Linked DNA regions of Homo sapiens: region 2 is linked to region 1. A link is an interaction called in ENCODE POLR2A ChIA-PET data of the cell type or tissue named here. Cell type or tissue: GM12878. All regions are shown on one strand.

Region 1 (2,500 bases):
ATTAATTATTTCCCATGAGTCTTTAGATGTCTAAGGAACTTATGTTGCAAAAGGACACAAACTGGAGAACAGTCCAAAAAAATGTATTTCTAGCCCTGTCACATGCTTTTTCCTGCATATAGCAACAAATTCTGTGTGTGGTAGTGCTGGCATTTTTCCTCCCATGAGGATGCATAGAATGTCAGCACCTGTTTACAGTTGCTGTAACAACTGTAAGTCACAATGGCTTTTCCATGTGAAGAGGGAGGAACAAAGTGGGGAGAGTTGGATAAAAATATGTATGAACAGGTGCATGAATCAAATAAGTCCCCAGAGGTAGAAAAAGAGGATCTATGTGTAGCTTCTCACACAGATCACTCCTCCTATCTGTAGTCAGCAAATGGATTTTGATAACCTGAGAACAAAATTAGAATGGAAGGATTTAGGTGGGGAACAAAAAGAACCAGAACCAACGAAATAAGAGCACAGCCTCTACCAAGAATACAACAAAACAGGAGAATTTTTTTTTTTAAGTTTAAATGTTTGGAGCTCCATCTTCTGGTTATGAAGCGGGATAGAATTGAAATGCACTATTAATCATAAAAGCTAAAATGTATCAATAGGAACTGTGTTAAACGTATCATCTCATTTAATTTATCTGCCCTGCCAAATAAACTACCAACTCTTGAACATGAAAATTAAGGTAGTTCATATTCTAGCTCCAACCTCGTTTCATCATTCATTTAACAAGCTTATACTAGAGCCTAATAGGCAAACAGTATTATGTTTTACATGTCTGGGCTTTCTGGGAAGTACAAACCCATCATTCTTGACACCTACTTTCAAGGAGTGACTCTTTAATTGCCATCAAAACACATAATGAGAAAAATGCCACAAGACAGCCAAAAAACTGAGTTTCCAAAGTGTGATAGAGGGATAAGTCAGACTCTGAACACACACCCCACTGGGGAACCTGAAAATCTAGATCATGGGAAAAGGAGTTAACCTTACCTAGAGCTGAAATGGATTTAGGGACCCAGGTGAAATATAAAAGTAGAAGAAGCAGTGTGAAGAGCCCTGTAGGCACTCCCAGTCCCCAGCTCAACCCAGGGAAGCCATTCCTGGCCTAATCTCACAGAGGTCCTTGGGGAAGGGAAGGCAGCCAGCAGAACTGGGGAGGGACCACAGGGTGAAGGAAGCTCCCAGCTGAACTTTGTAATAATTTCAACTGAGCACAAATTTTCCTGACCACAATTGGTGGTGGTAGGGGGATGGTGAATGGGAAGTGCCGATACAAGTATACAAGCCACAGCTGATGGCGTGGGCAGGCAGGAAGCAGCAAAGCCTGAGAGCCCTGTGTGCTTTCTCAGTGGGGAGGATTGTAGCCTGGGGCAAGATCTCAGCCCTGCCCACCAGCTGCCTATATATAAACTCAGTGTGGTTGGGGGGCATAGTGGGAGTGAGACTGGCCTTAGTGGCTGCATAGGAGCTGGGTGATGTCTGTCACTGCTAGCTTTCCCCTACCTCCCTGGTGGCCTGTATGATGCAGCAGAGGCAGCCATAATCCCCCTGGGAACATAACCCCATTGGCCTGAGAACCACCCCCATCCCCGACAGTGGCCACAACAAGCCTCACCCAGAAAGAATCTGAGCTCAGACCCACCTAACCCTGCCCTGACCTGATGGCTTTTCTCTACCTGCCCTGGTAGCTGAAGACAAAAGACAAAAACTCTTGGGAGCTCTATGCTCTATGGCCCTACCCATTGCCTGAGAAACCCAAGTACTCATTCTGGCCAACATAGGGTAAGATTATATCCCCCTTCTACTAGATGCTGTCTTGAAAGCACCATCTCCTGGCTGGAGGCCAACCAACTCAATACATTACAGCAAGTCAGAACAACCCTGCTCCAAAGAAGGAGAAAACAACAGCTAATTCCACTGCCTGCAACAACCTGGCTAACCAGAGGTCCTGAGCCTGTCCACATGAAAGCTTCACTGCTAGCATAACCAGCATTTGAGAAAACAAGTACACTAAACAAAATTACAACAAAGGACTTTCACAGAGTCCACTTCATTCCCTTGCCACCTCCACCAGACCGGGTGCTGGTATGTATGGCTGGGAGAGCTGAAGATGGATCACATCACATGACTCTTTGCAGACATTTTCCAGCATGAGCCAGGAATCCAGTAGCCCCATTGGGTGACTAGACCCCGAAGGGCAATAACAATCACTGCAGTCTGGCTGTCAGGAAACCCCATCCCTAGGGGAAGGGGGAGAGCACCACATCAAGGGATCACCATGTGGGATGAAAGAATCTGAACAGCAGCCCTTGAGTTCCAGAATCTTCCACTGAAAAAGTCTATCCAAATAAGAAGGAGCCAAAAAGTAACTGTTCATATGACAAAACGAGATTCTATCACACCCCCAAAAGATCGCATTAGCTCTCCAGCTATGGCTTCAAACCAAGAAGAAATCTCTGAATTGCCAGATAAAAAGTTCAGAAGATTGATTATTAAGCTA
Region 2 (2,500 bases), 500 kb before region 1:
CTATGCCTTCCTTTGCTCCACCAGTAAATCATGGGTCACTGGCCACATGGATATATGTATGAAGGGCAAGGAGACATTTACATGTAAGTCTGGAGTAGATCTGAAGCTGTGTATCAGCCGTCACTTGCCATGAGCCTCAGTTTATCTGTATAATGGCAGTGATAAGCTCTGCCTTGCAGATTAAATGATACCATTTTGCAAAGTTCCTGGTTCAGAGATCAGAACATAACAGAATGCTCAATAAATAATTGCTTAATAAAAGACTGCTATTACCATAGATCAAAATTATACATAATCCTCTGTCCTTAAAAGTGCCCAGGTTTACCAGTGGAAATGCCCCTGCCCCAAAGAATCCATTTTTTCCAGTCTCCTCCAAGTAATCTTAAAGATCCCTTACACCACTCCTCTTTCTCCATCCACAAAACCCCCTAAAGCTAAAAGCTAACACAAGTATAGAACGAACCCTCTTGTTTAAGCATGGTTTTCATGCTTTATTTCAGTGATTGCACCGTTTGCCATTATTATTCCAAATGTTGGACATTTTGGCACAAGTTAAGAAACATTCTGGCTCTAGCCTAGGGCCTAACCTTCATCACATGATTTTCCTTGCTGCTTCTGCAAAACATTTTCTATGTCCCAAACACATTTTTGGAAGAAAATCAGTAAACTGGAAACTATCTACACTTTTTTTAATTTCCAACACCTATTGAAATAACTACCCACTCTAGCCAGTTCAACCATGAAAATATAGTGAAAAAAGTCATTGTTGAATTAAAATAGAAAATTTCTTCTCAAATAAATGAATAATTTAAGTGGTTCTGTCCTTCAGTTTAGGCACAGTTTTTATAATAAGTCAGTAAGTATAGAAGTATCTGAATTTTCTATTTCTGATAATTTAAACATACATTAGGTTAAAATTTACAAAGTTAAAAGGCAGTTACCACAAATCCATTCATTTCCTTGTCAATTTTTAAATGAGACTGACACCAAAAAACAAAAACTAAACAGAATTCTTCCCCAGCTAATTTTAAGATAACATTGAAAAGCACAGTTATAAAATGATTTCAGTCTGCTGGGCACAGTGGCTTACACCTTTAATCCCAGCACTTTGAGAACCCAAAGTGGTAGGATCACCTGAGTTCAAGACCAGCCTGAACAACAAAGAAAGACCCCATCTCTACAAAAAAAAATTAAAAATTAGCTGGGCATGGTGGTGTGTGCCTGCCTGTAGTCCCAGCTACTCGGGAGGGTGAGGCAAGAGGATCACTTGAGTCCAGGAGTCTAATGCTGCGGTAAGCTATGATCACACCACTACACTCCAGTCTGGGCAACAGAGACTCCATCTATATTAAATAAATAAATTAAAAATAAAATAAATAAAGATTTTGGCTTGGATGTATGATTCTAACGTTACTTATTGAGGCAATGCTTGGGTTCTTTGCTAACATTCGTGTGTGTGTGTGCATATATATACACACACGTGATATGTATATATATACACACACATGATATTATATATATATACACACACACAGATATATATACATATATACACACAGATATATATATACACACAGATATACATACACACACATATATATACACACACATATATATACACACACATATATACACGCACATATATATACACACACAGATATATATACACACAGATAGATATAGATAGATATATATATATATATATATATATATATATATATATATATCTGTAAGCACGGGAAGAAAACATCGTAGAGGGGTCCTTGATTTATTTGGATTTTGTGGGCTATACTAGTTTTTCTTCAGCTACCACAGTCTTACAAATAAATATGAATGGGTAAAGCTTTTAAGTATGGTGTTCAGTAATACTTTCCATCACCAGCATCATGAACAGACTGGAACATCTACTAAACCTAAGTGTCAGTGTGTTAATATCTCTGTTAACTACCTTGGCTCCTAGCACAATGTATAAAATAACACCTTGCTTTAGTCAATGTTAACTGGGCTATTTTTGACTTTTAAAAGTGTTTTTAGCATGGCATTTTTTTTTTTTTTTTTTTTTTTGAGATGGAGTCTCGCTGTGTCACGCCCAGGCCAGAGTGCAGTGGCACGATCTCGGCTCACCGAAACCTCTGCCTCCCAGGTTCAAGACATTCTCCCACCTCAGTCTCCCAAGTAGCTGGGATTACAGGCACCCGCCACCACGCCTGGCTAATTTTTTTGTATTTTTAGTAGAGATGGAGTTTCACCATGTCAGCTAGGCTGGTCTCAAACTCCTGACCTCAGGTGATCCGCTGGCCTCGGCCTCCCAAAGTGCTGAGATTACAGGCGCGTGCCACTGCGCCCGCCCTAGCATGGCATTTCTAAGCATAAAGATGTGAAAGATTTATCTGTTCCTCTTCAAAATGACAATCTCAAAAATCATAACAGTCTAAAGTAATCCCAACCCCTTTTTCCCCTATGTGTTGACTAAATCACTTATCAAACACACATAAAGAAT

The links. Peaks named below come from ENCODE experiments on the same cell type or tissue, not always from the same donor. Only the 100,000 strongest peaks of a DNase experiment are listed, where the experiment ranks them.
Region 2: POLR2A ChIA-PET joins it to region 1 with 6 read pairs; 2 of 35 experiments call an interaction of 5 or more read pairs at or near these places.

Annotation. Positions count from the first base shown.
Region 1 is chr4:86,520,577-86,523,076 of GRCh38, reverse strand. It overlaps a transcript of MAPK10 not described here. Among named protein-coding and RNA genes, the nearest start is that of MIR4452, 21 kb to the left of the region's middle. In GM12878, no CTCF peak of the experiment used is centred here; a DNase peak (open chromatin) is centred at 1,442.
Region 2 is chr4:87,021,771-87,024,270 of GRCh38, reverse strand. All of the region lies in intron 2 of AFF1 (ALF transcription elongation factor 1), which reads right to left. Among named protein-coding and RNA genes, the nearest start is that of AFF1, 88 kb to the right of the region's middle. In GM12878, no CTCF peak of the experiment used is centred here; no DNase peak of the experiment used is centred here.